Regions from separate parts of the Homo sapiens genome. Here region 1 is linked to region 2. A link is a contact called in ENCODE Hi-C data. All regions are on one chromosome and are shown on one strand. Each heading gives the region's core, a stretch centred on a gene start or an enhancer-like site at or near the end of the contact. The rest is flanking DNA. Distances are from core to core; before and after follow the strand shown.

What was found. A loop is a pair of places that touch in the nucleus more often than their neighbours do. Pooled maps may share reads with other maps.
Region 1: a map with no recorded cell type shows a loop between it and region 2 (4-fold over the local background). The contact joins two enhancer-like sites. A Hi-C loop is called at or near these places in 1 of 168 maps with a recorded cell type or tissue (naive thymus-derived CD4-positive, alpha-beta T cell), 2 of 37 single-sample maps with no recorded cell type and 8 of 50 pooled maps.

Annotation. Positions count from the first base shown.
Region 1 is chr7:152,694,255-152,701,007 of GRCh38, reverse strand. No RefSeq gene overlaps it. Among named protein-coding and RNA genes, the nearest start is that of XRCC2, 21 kb to the right of the region's middle. Within about 2 kb of position 1,312, at least 2 of the 41 ENCODE cell types and tissues checked have a DNase peak (open chromatin) inside an H3K27ac peak, as active enhancers do.
Region 2 is chr7:151,929,213-151,935,489 of GRCh38, reverse strand. No RefSeq gene overlaps it. Among named protein-coding and RNA genes, the nearest start is that of GALNTL5, 24 kb to the left of the region's middle. RefSeq lists enhancers at 2,017-2,066, 2,087-2,186. Within about 2 kb of position 2,914, at least 11 of the 41 ENCODE cell types and tissues checked have a DNase peak (open chromatin) inside an H3K27ac peak, as active enhancers do.

The DNA of each region.
Region 1 (6,753 bases), core at 63-2,562, 770 kb before region 2:
GGCCCAGCTAATTTTTTTGTATTTTTAGTAGAGAAGGGGTTTCACCATGTTGGCCAGGCTGGTCTCGAACTCCTGACCTCAATTGATCCGCCTGCCTCAGCCCCCCAAAGTGCTGGAATTACAGGCGTGAGCCACCATGCCAGGCTCTGCGTGTATTTTAATATACAATAAAACAAAAATAAAGGAATGTCCTAACAGTTTTTCTGACTTTGACAGCACTTAAACAGGGTCTTGTCAACCAGGAGGCCCAAATTTTTCTTTTTTTTTTTTTTTTGAGAGGGAGTCTTGCCCTGTCGCCCAGGCTGGAGTGCAGTGGCATGATCTCGGCTCACTGCAAGCTCTGCCTCCCAGGTTCACGCCATTCTGTTGCCTCAGCCTCCCGAGTAGCTGGGACTACAGGCGCCCACCACCATGCCCGGCTAATTTTTTTTTGTATTTTTAGTAGAGACGGGGTTTCACCGTGTTAGCCAGGATGGTCTCGATCTCCTGACCTCGTGATCCGCCCACCTCGGACTCCCAAAGTGCTGGGATTACAGGCGTGAGCCACCGCGCCCGGCCCAGGAGACGCAAATTTTTAAAAGGAATTCCTACTTTGAGTAAGGATGGGGTCCTGATGGTATCACTAAGTTCCCTATTAATTTAGAGATGCTATTCGTAGGTTATTAGGTAGAGGCAGAAGAGGCGAGAGAGGCAAGGGAAGTGAGGTTGTCTTGTTCTGCCCCGTTTCCTTCCAGAGGAGGGGAGAAAAGGGCCTTCTCCTCTCAGGAGCACAGCAATGCTGGATGAGCAGTGCTTGTTGGACCGAGGCAGGAGAGAAGGCGCGACCCTGTGTTGGTTTTTTCCTTATGCTTTTCTGCTTGTGCATTTAATCCCTTTTTCAGTTTCAAATCAGCACCATAGCAGATCTTACCAACAAACATTATCCCTGTCCTGAAGCAGTTGTCAAGCCAGGGAGAGACATAGGATCCACTCTGGGGAAATGCCACCCTGGCTTTGGCTTCTGGAGGCTGCAATTACCTGTTAGGAGAGGTATCAAATTCCACTTCCCGAGGCTGCAGTGAGCCGAGATTGCACCACTGCACTCCAGCCTGGGCGACAGAGCAAGACTCTGTCTCAAAAAAAAAGAAAAAAAAAAAAACTCCACTTCCCTCTTTGCCCACAGAAGCCAGTGTGAAATCCCCTTCCCTTGCATTCCTTTGGGCTGGTCCCATTGAGAAAGAGGCTGGCACTGGACAAGGAGATGAAAGCAGACTGCCCCAGCTACAGTGTCTCACCAAGCTCCTTCCAGCTGCTGTGGCCCTGTCCAGGTCTGCTGACCTCTGGTGATGGCCAATGCCATCTTGCCTCCTTAGCTCATGCCCACTTTGGCTGAGTTACTGTGGCCCAGGCTTAGAATGCTGTGTTTTGTTTTGATGCCTAACTCTTCACAGTCCTTTTTATAAGGTCACCTGTCTTGCTTGAATCTTCAACTTGGTGCTGCTGACACCCCTGATGTGACATATGCTGTGCACAACTCCAGGTCACAGAGGGAGTAAAAAACAAGTTCTTTCCTACCTGATGAAATACCTGATTACTTTATGCTTTGCATAAAGAGACATTTGCCTCAGGGAACAAATAAGACATAAATACTGAAAATGGGATTGCCCTTTAAAAAGGAGGATGTCTGCTCAGTCTAATTTGGGGAATATCTCTTTTATCTCCATTGTTCAGGCTGAATACACAGTTTGTGAATTAACCTGATCTTTTCCTTTATCTTGCTTGGCCATCTGCCTTGCTTCTCAGTTATTTAGAAAGTACTTTAATAGCATCTTCACCAATGACTAAAGAAACAGAAAGTGACATTAAAAAAAAAAAGGCAACCCTGTATTTTGTTTATTTACTATTAGCTTGTTTGGTAAGAATAAAATTTTCATAAGGATTGAGCTTGATATCTCTGAAAATGGCAGACTAGATAATGAGGAACCACCCTTCCACTGAAAACAACTGCAAGGCAGCAGAAAATCTAAGAATAATTTGCTTTAAGGCATTGGGGGAGCTCACAACACAATAAAGAATTAAAGAGTTACAGGACTGAGATCCACAGAAGTAAATCCAAGAAGATGAGCCCAGCTTTAGGGCTACTGTTCTCCCAGGGCGTTTAATGAGGTCTCGAAAGATTGAGAAGCTGAGCAGATGTTTCAACAGCCTGGTGAGGAGGACCTACAAATGAGAGGAAATCTTGGGGGAAAAAAATCATGCTTTGGGTTGGGAAACTCAAGGGCTAGACCCTAGGAATAAGGGTGAACTAAAGCCCAGCTTCCAACCATCTCAAGGCCTATATTAGATTAACACTGGAATTACCAGTGTCCCCAGGCTCCTGACAAAAGCATATGTAGATCTTCCCTAGCAAAAGGTAACATCAGAGTAGACTCAAATTATTTCTTCAATAATTAAGGCAATTATTACTTCTACTTATTTGACTCCTCATGAGCCTATTTATTTTTTATTTTTACATTTTTACAGAATGTCTTGCACACAATGAAAAGTAAATAGGAAGGCCAGGCGCCTGTAATCGCAGCACTTTGGGAAGCTGAGACCGGTGGATCACTTGAGGTCAGGACACCTGTAGTCCCAGCTACTCGGGGGACTGAGGCACGAGAGTCACTTGAACCTGGGAGGCGGAGGTTGCAGTGAGCCAAGATCGCTCCATTGCACTCCAGCTTAGGCGACAAAGTGAGACTCTGTCTCAAAAATAAATAAATAAATAGGTTCATGAGGAGTAAAGTAAGTAGAAATAATAATTGTCTTAAGTATTGAAGAAATAACTTGAGTCTACTATTGTGTCCGGAATTGGTGGGTTCTTGGTCTCACTGACTTCAAGAATGAAGCCGTGAACCCTCACGGTGAGTGTTAACAGCTTTTAAGGCAGCTTGTCTGGAGTTGTTCGTTCCTCCTGGTGGGTTCGTGGTCTCGCTGTCTTCAGGAGTGAAGCTGCAGACCTTCGCGGTGAGTGTTACAGCTCATAAAGGCAGTGTGGACCCAAAGAGTGAGCAGCAGCAGGATTTATTGCAAAGAGCGAAAGAACAAAGCTTCCACAGTGTGGAAGGGGACCCGAGCGGGTTGCTACTGCTGGCTCGGGCAGCCTGCTTTTATTCTCTTATCTGGCCCCACCCACATCCTGCTGATTGGTAGAGCCAAGTGGTCTGTTTTGACAGGGCGCTGATTGGTGCCTTTACAATCCCTGAGCTAGACACAAATGTTCTCCACGTCCCCACCAGATTAGCTAGATACAGAGTGTCGACTGGTGCATTCACAAACCCTGAGCTAGACAGAGGGTGCTGATTGGTGTGTTTACAAACCTTGAGCTAGATACAGAGTGCCGATTGACGTATTTACAATCCCTGAGCTAGACATAAAGGTTCTCCACGTCCCCACCAGACTCAGGATCCCAGCTGGCTTCACCCAGTGGATCCTGCACTGGGGCTGGCAGGCAGCTCCACTATGATGTTATCTTTTTTTTTTTTTTTTTTTTTTTTGAGGTGGAGTCTCACACTATTGCCTGGGCTGGAGTGCAATTGCGCCATCTTGGCTAACTGCAACCTCTGCCTCCTGGGTTCAAGTGTTTCTCCTGCCTCAGCCTCCCAGGTAGCTGGGATTACAGGTACACACCACCACACCAGGCTAATTTTTTGTCTCTCTACTAGAGACAAAATTTTTGTCGTCTCTCTACTAGAGATGGAGTTTCACTATGTTGGCCAGCATGGTCTCAAACTCCTGACCTCGTGATCCACCCACCTTGGCCTCCCAAAGTGCTGGGATTACAGGCGTGAGCCACAGCACCCGGCCATGATGTTATCTTTTGCTAGAGAAGATCTACATATGGTTTTCGCAGGAGCCTGGGGACACTGGCAAGTCCAGTGTTAATTTAACATAGGCCTTGAGATGGTTGGAAGATGGGCTCTAGTTCATTCTTATTCCATTCAATATTCAACACATTCATTCTTTATTGTTTTTGAGACCGAGTTTCAGTCTTGTTGCCTAAGGCTAGTGTCCAATGGCACGATCTCAGCTCACTGCAACTTCCGCCTCCCTGGTTCAAGCGATTCTCCTGCCTCAGCGTCCCCAGTAGCTGGAACTACAGGAACACACCACCATACCCGGCTAATTTTTGTATTTTTAGTAGAGACTGGGTTTTTTGTTTTTTTGTTTTTTGTTTTTTTTTGAGACAGAATTTCACTTTGTTGCCCAGGCTGGAGTTGCAGTGAGCCGAGATCGTGCCATTGCACTCCAGCCTGGGCGACAAGAGCAAAACTTCGTATCAAAAAAAAAAAAAAAATTTCTTCATATTTGAGTTCATGTCCCATATACTTTGTAAAACCAGGTTATTTGCTGTTTTTGCTTTGCTATTGAATTGTAGGAGTTCTTTATATATTTAGAAATCAACCCTAATCCAGTGTTCACTGTAGCATTATTCAGAATAGCAATGCTATGGAAGCAACCTAAATGTCCATGGATGGATGAGTGGATAAAGCAAGGGTGGTATATACATACAATGCAATATCGTGGAGCCTTAAAACAAAAGGAAATCCTGCAATATGCAAGGACATGGACAAAACTGGAGAACATTATGCTAAGTGAATTAAGCTAGTCACAGAAGGACAAATACTGCATGACTACATGCATATGAGACATCTAAAATAGTCAAACTCAAAGAATCAGAGAGTAGAATGATGGCTGCCAAGAGCTGGCGGAGGGGGAATGGGGAGCAGCTAATTAACAGGCATAAAGTTTTGATGATGGGGGCTGAGTGAGTTCTGGAGATCTGCTGTGCAACATTGTCCCTATAGTTAACAGTACCCTATCCAGTACCCTATCCACTTAGAATGTATTAGGAGCGTAGCTCTCATGTTAAGTGATCTTATATTAAAATAAAGTTTTTAAAATTTTACTTTTTCTTCAATTCATTTTGAAGTTTCTGCTTTTTTTTTTTTTTTTTTTTTTGGAAATGGGGTCTTGCTCCTGTGGCCCAGGCTGGAGTGCAGTGGCATGATCTGTGTTCACTGCAACCTCTGCCTCCTGGGTTCAAGTAATTCTCCTTCCTCAGCCTCCCCAGTAGCTGGGATTACAGGCACATGCCACCACCCCTGGCTAATTTTTGTACTTTCAGTAGAGATGGGGTTCCACCATGTTGGCCAGGCTGGTCTCAAACTCCTGTCCTCAAGTGATCCGCCCCCCTCAGCCTCCCAAAGTGCTGAGATTACAGGCATGAACCACTGTACCTGGTCTGAAGTTTCTGCTTTCAACACAATTTTGTGAAATTAGAAGGGAAGATTCTGCTCTCAAAGAGGTTATAGTCTTTTTTTTTTGCCCACTGCAACCTCTGCCTCCCGGGTTCAAATGATTCTCCTGCCTCAGCCTCCTGAGTAGCTGAGATTACAGGCGCCCACCACCACGCCCGGCTAATTTTTTGTATCTTTAGTAGAGACGGGTTTCACCGTGTTGGCCAGGCTGGCCTCGAACCTCTGACCTCGTGATCCGCCTGCCACGGCCTCCCAAAGTGCTGGGATTAGAGGCATGATCCACCACGCCTGACCTGAGGTTATAGTCTTATCAGAGAGACATTTAGGGATTTTTTTTTTTTTTTCAGATAGAGTCTCACTCTGTCTCCCAGGCTGGAGTGCCAAGGTGCGATCTCGGCTCACTGCAACCTCTGCCTTCTGGGTCCAAGCAATTCTCCTGCTTCAGTCTCTCGAGTAGCTGGGAATACAGGCACCTGCCACTACACCCAGCTAATTTTTGTATTTTTAGTAGAGACGGGGTTTTACCATGTTAGTCAGGCTGGTCTCAAACTCCTGACCTCAGGTGATCAGCCTGCCTCGGCCTCCCAAAGTGCTGGGATTACAGGCGTGAGCCACCGCACCCGACCCATTTAAGGAATTTTTAAAAATACAGCAAGGTAGACTGACTGTTGAAGTTGCAGTGAAACTGACAACTGCTATTCCTCCGGTTGCATTTGCCATTTCATCGTTCTAATCTATACTGTCACTCCATTTCCCAATTTCCAATTGACACCCTTTGGATGTACATTTTGGGTTGATGCCTGAGGACATTTAAAAATAGTTTAGTGCTGAGCATAAGCTAAATATATTCCCATAATTCCTATGCTAATCAATTATTTATCCCTTACAAATGCGAAGATCAAAAATGAAAAAAAGTTATATATTTCAGTTTGACAGGAGGTCTTGGGAGACTAGCAAGAATAAAAAATACTTTCAAGTCTAAAGTGAGTAAAATGGGTAAAAATGAGCTTCCCAACTCAGTTATACTTTAAACAAGGCAAAGAATACTCTTTTGCCACCAGTAATTAAAATTAAATGTATAAATTATGAGAAATTTATAATTTATATGAAATGTTTTAGTCCTTTAACGAGAGAATCATTGGGATTCTGTACTATAACTGGTAAATATATTGTGATATCTGCCACACTGTACCCTTCATTTTTGCTTTAATACAAAAGGTGATAAAATGCACTAAATTACCACTTTAAATAGAATCTTTTTATCCTTAAATGTTTCATTTGTGCATATATATATATGTGTATATATATATATATATATATATATATATATTTTTTTTTTTTTTTTTTTTTTTTTGAGACAGGGTCTCGCTCTGTCACCCAGGCAGAAGTGCAGTGGTGCGATCTTGGCTCACCGCACCCTCTGCCTCCTGGGTTCAAGCGATTCTCATACCTCAGGCTCTCAAGTAGCTGGGAC
Region 2 (6,277 bases), core at 1,665-4,164:
AGCCTGAGTAATTGCAAGGAAAACGGATGCATGCTGTCAGATCCTCCACTGCTATTTTCTCACACTGAAGTCTATTTTTCTTAGGTATCTAGATACCTTTAATTTCCATTTCTCTCACTCCTTTCTTGCCATCTGTTCATTTTATTATTGTTCCTTATTTATACATTAACATTAAATATACTCTTTTGAACGTATAATAATGACTTTCATAATTAAAACATTTAAATGGCTTATTCCTTCTTTCTTCGAACTATTTTTATCTACTTATTTATTTTGAGATGGAGTTTTACTCTGTTGCCCAGGCTGGAGTGCTGTGGTGCGATCTTCGCTCACTGCAACCTCTGCATCCTGGGTTCAAGTGATTCTCATGCCTCAGCATCCCAAGTCGCGGGATTACAGGCATGTGCCACCATGCCCAGCTAATTTTTGTATTTTTAGTAGAGACAGAGTTTTGCCATGTTGGCCAGGCTGGTCTCGAACTCCTGACCTCAGGTGATCTGCCTGCCTCAGCCTCCCAAAGTGCCGGGATTACAGGCATGAGCCACCGCACCCAGCCTCTTTCTTCTGATCTTCGTTCTCAGCTCTCACCAAACTGGCTTAGAGACTTCACTAGGAAGATGTGTCCTCCGCCATCCCAGAATTCTACAGGTAAGTCTTTCACCATCTTTATAGCCCAGTGGTCAAATAGCAGCTCGGGATCAGACAGGTGAGGCTGCATCAGTTTCACTTCCGCTCTGCAGTTCATTATCTGTGTGGCCTTGGGCAGCGTCCGGGACTTCTCTGATTTCCTGTAAACCAGGCTTGCTAATGCTGCCCCCATAAGATTGTTGTCATTTTAAAACAAGAAAATTCAGGCAATTCGTGTAACCTGGTGCTTGGCACATGGTGAAGGCTCGATTAATGGTGGCTACTGCTCCTTCCACCTGGCTGCCCACTGGGAGGACAGATGACAGGAAAGGAAAGAGCTCTGCTGACGGTCGGAAGGTAACGTAGTACCATCCTCTATGAGCAGTAAAGCTGAAGAAGCCCAGTATAATGAGCCAGCACTCCCCTTTTAGGATATTCTAGAAAAGTTCCCATATACAGACAAGGAGGCAAGGCCAAGTGTGTTCACCACAGCATTGTTTGTTATGAGGAAAAATGGAAATAACCTAAATGTCCCAGAATAAGAGAACTGGTAAATATGTTGTGATATTTATACAACCAATAGCATACAGAAGAGGAAAATGAATGAAACAGAAACACAAGGAAAAACTTCAAAAGTATAATATTGTGGGAGAAAAACAGATTGCAGAATAATACATGCAGTGTGACAGTAACTTCTTATAAAATTTCAAACATATAAAACAGCAGTGTGCATTGTATTGGCACACATACATGTAGAGAAGTATAAACATATGTATGGGAGTAATACAGATAAATTCAGAACCATGATTACTTTAGGGAGAGGATATATTTAGGGACCCTCAACTGTATCTATTTTACCTTTTTAAAGGATCTGAAGTAAATGTGGGGCAAAATGTTAAGATCTGATAAAGCTGGTTTGTGGGTGCATGGGTATTTTTATATTATTCTCTATATACATTTAAAAAGTCTGTAATATTTCATAACAAAAAAACTAATGGTCTTACATGTTGAAATAGTACTCACAGAAATTAATTCCTTATAACCTATAACATTCTTCATTGTATCTATTAAATATGATTGGTTTTGGCGGGGGGGCGGGGGGGCCGTGGTTCACACCTGTAATCCCAGCACTTTGGGAGGCCGAGGCAGGTGGAGTCAGGAGTTTGAGACCAGCCTGACCAACATGGTGAAACCCTGTCTCTACTAAAAATACAAAAATCAGCTGGGTGTGGTAGTGGGCGCCTGTAATCCCAGCTACTCAGGAGGCTGAGGCCGGAGAATCACTTGAACCCAGGAAGCGGAGGCTGCAGTGAGCCGAGATCACACCACTGCACTCCAGCCTGGGCAACAGAGCAAGCCTCTGTTAAAAAAAAAAAAAAAGACTGGTGTCTTTTATTTCATAGATGGTCCACAAGAGGGAGATCTAGAATAATTATGTGTAAGGAGAACAGCCTCCTAGGGCTTGTCGGGAGTGCTATGGAAACCAGGTGTCATCGGACAGTCCTACCGCCCTCTGGCAGGAGAGGCGATGCCCCTACCCCTTGTTCCCAAACCTACACAACAACTCCTTACGGCAAAGAGGACACATCACAGGGCGCAGTGACAATCTGAACCGTGTTGTGTTTTCTTGTTTTGTTTTGTTTGAGACGGAGTCTCGCTCTGTCGCCAGGCTGGAGTGCAGTGGCGCGATCTTGGCTCAGTGGAACCTCCGCCTCCCGGGTTCACGCCATTCTCCTGCCTCAGCCTCCCGAGTAGCTGGGATTACAGGCGCCCGCCACCACGCCCGGCTAATTTTTATATTTTTAGTAGAGACGGGGTTTCACCATGTTAGCCAGGATGGTCTCGATCTCTTGACCTTGTGATCCGCCCGTCTCTGCCTCCCAAAGTGCTGGGATTACAGGCGTGAGCCACCGCACCCGGCCTGAACAGTGTTTTAAAAAACACAATGTAACAAATTGTTGGCAGAGTAAGTAACACCCAGCAGCTAGAGGAAGGGAGTTGAGAGTGCAGGCAAACAGGCGCGACCCACGGGTGTCCCTGGCACCTATGGCGGGTGCTCCCTCCATTCCTTTGGGACGCTTCCTAAGGCGCTGTTTTTCTTGTTATTCTGTACACTTGATTCCCTCGAATTCTCAGGAAAATGCTGCCAGCGGCCAATTCACCAGTAAAGAGCTTTTATTACACAATCATATAATAAATATGACCTCAGAGCTGGCTTTTATCCAGGCTAATGCCCACAGAGAGGGGACCGTGTTCTGGCCACCTTTGGAGACTGGGCTTCCTATTGAGGGTTGGGAGCCTTCTCCTAAAGAACTAATCAACCAGAAACCAGAAGTGAGTCTTAGAAAACAGCAGGCACCACCCCTCTGATGTCATCTTTGAAAGAACCAAGAAAATCTTGCCTTTCAAGGATAGAGCTCTCTCCAGTGCAGCTCACAGGAAATTAAGCACTACGTTTCAATGAAGACGGGAGTGAGTGTAAATTCTGATTTCACCACCTACTAATTGCATGCCCTTGGGGAAGCGAATTAGCCTTGTTAAGTCTATTTCCTTTCTTTGTAAAACTAGGAAAATATTACTTACATCATGTGCAAGTTGCTCTAAGAGTGAAATGGACACTAGTAGAGTGGCACATTTCTTGATTCATTTTTAAGAACTGACGGTATACCAGGTCAAGAATTTGCTCCGCTCACACCTGTAATCCCAGCACTTTGGGAGGCAGAGGCAGGCGGATCACGAGGTCAGGAGATCGAGACCGTCCTGGCTAACACAGTGAAACCCCGTCTCTACTAAAAAAAATACAAAAAATTAGCCGGGCTTGGTGGCGGGCGCCTGTAGTCCCAGCTACTCGGGAGGCTGAGGCAGGAGAATGGCGTGAACCCGGGAGGCGGAGCTTGCAGTGAGCTGAGATCGCGCCACTGCACTCCAGCCTGGGCGACAGGGTGAGACTCTGTCTCAAAACAACAACAACAACAAAAAGAATTTGCTCCATAAATGTTAGTTTGTTTTTCCTTTCCCCTAAACAAGGGAGAAAGGAATTAGTTTCATGATGGCTGTCCTGTAGAAGAGATGATGAAAGGCTTTTGCGTTCATATTGGTGCCCCATCACTAACATTATTTGGAGAAAGATATTTCTTTGTATATATGTGTATACAAATATACAGTTATACAAATATACATTGTATGCAAATAACACACATATAAATATATGTTAGGTGTGTGTATGTTTATTATACTATACTCTGGTTTCCAAAAGGGATTTGCATCACTTTAAGAAAAAAAACAAGATAGTTAAAAATCATGCAGTCATTTAAATACTTTTATTCTCTGCTGGTGGGAGTGCCAATCAGCACAACATTTCTGAAATGCATTTTGTTATATCAAGAGTCTTAAAATGTTTATTTCGGACACTTCTAGAAATTTATTCTAAGTAAATATTAAAAATCAAAGGAAACTATGTTTTAAAATAGTTTATTACAAACATTATTTTAACAACAAAATTTGGAAACTTCCCATATGCTTAACAGTGAAGAGAAAAGGTAAATAAATAATTGGAAATGCTATAATATCCAGTGAAAAATCAGGAAATACACAAAAATTGTGTATACAGTATGATTGCAACTATGTATAGCTGTAGAGACACACACACAAAAAGACTGGAAATTATCACCTATAATTTCACCATTTCTTTGTGTGATTCAGTATTTTCAAATTTTGGAAGGTTACTTTCATAAAAGAAAATATAAACATAATATTAAAACAACAATAAAAAATAGTTTCTTTGAGAGAGGTAAGAAAAGATCAATGCCTTCCCAGATGTTGATCCCCCAGCCTGTTTCAGACGTCATCCTGTTTGAGCTAACCGCGGCATCTGACGCTGCAGACCATTCCTGCTTCCAGGAATCCTTTTCCAGTGATGTCTGCAGCCCTTGGCTGTGCGTGAAGAGTGCTGTGATTGATTGATAATGCCTGACATGGGCAACGGAGAGCAGGAGTGGGGCCATGTGCTCTACGCACTTGCCATCTTTGTTCTACGTTTCCCTTGATAATTGCCCTCATTCCCATGGCATCGCTTCTCATGCTCATGCCAATGATTCAAGCCTACATCCCTCTCTCACCTCCTTACCCACCTATTCCACTCCATCTAGTCTTGCTATCAGTCGTCTTGAACTTCACAGGTACAAACTGAACTTTCTTCCTTTTCTCTTCCTACTCAGAAACTTCCCCCTTTTCTCTCTTCCCCCATTATGTCAGTACTCACCTGGTTTTTAAAGGTCAAAACCTTTAAAGGTAAAACCTTGCATCATTCTTATCTTTTTCCATCTTTTCCTCCCAACCCACTGAGTCATGGAGCCCTAGGTGTGACCTCAGAAATATGGAGCTGCCCTGGTCCGGCCTGCGTTGCTTCCACGTCCACCTATTCCAGCAGCTGCCAAACTGGCTTCTCCCTGTTTCTGTCCTCCTCCACTTTTGTTGCCAGGGTTATGGTGTCATCGTCGAAGTAGAGACTCATTTGCCTGCCTGAAGACCTCTGTTGCCACCCTTGGCCGGCTGCTGGTTCACCGACTGCACTTCCCCCGTGCCCGCCTCACCACCTGCTCCCTTGTCCCGCATTGTGGTGGCTCGTGTGCCCGGCTGGGTGCCTTTCTGCCTGCAGGGCCTCTTGTCCTCCTATCCCAGATTTAGTTCAGAGGCCTCTTCTTGGAAATGCCGCCCCAGTGTCCACAGTTGGACGTCCTCTGTGTCCTGCTGGGTGTTCCCTGCAGTCCCCCATTACCTGGGCTGGTGTCTGTGGCTCCTCCAGGAGGCACCCGTGACCCCACCACCTCGGGAGCCCACGGGGCTGACAGCCTGCTCCTAAAAACATGTTGCTGAGGTCAGGTGCGGTGGCTCACGCCTGTAATCCCAGCACTTTGGGAGGCCAAGGCAGGTGGATCATGAGGTCAGGAGTTTGAGACCAGTCTGGCCAATATGGTGAAACCCCGTCTATATTAAAAATACAAAAATTAGCCAGGCATGGTGGCACACACCTGTCATCCCAGCTACTCAGGAGGCTGAGGCAGGAGAATTGCTTGAACCCGGGAGGCGGAGGTTGCAGTGAGCCAAGATCGCGCCACTGTGCTCCAGCCTGGGTGACAGAGGAAAACTCTATCTCAAAAAACAAAACAAAATAAAACAACAACAGCAACAAATGTTGCTGAGTGAATGAATGAGAACAGAGGGGGTTAGATATTTTCACCAGAACCTGAGAAAAGACTGTCTTTGTATTTGAGCATTCCATGTGTACGATATTCCTGGTAGTTATGAAAGATCAGAAGCAGAAGGGATTACACAGTTCTCATTGTCTATTCCCGTATTAGATCTTTAGGAGGAAGAACTGTTTTGGGCCCTAGGGCCCAGTGGCATTTGCTCATTTGAATCCCCTTGTCCAACACCCTCGCCCCAAGCTCCGGGGCCAGCCTGAGGAAGGACACACCGGGAGGTGTGCGTGATGATGACAGGGATAAAAACACCAGTCCTGGCTGAGTGGTGTGGTAGCTCATGTCTGTAATCCCAGCACTTTGAGAGGCCGAGGTAGGGGGATCACTTGAGGTCAGGAGTTTGAGATCAGCCTGGCCAACATTGTGAAACCCCGTCTCCACTAAAAATA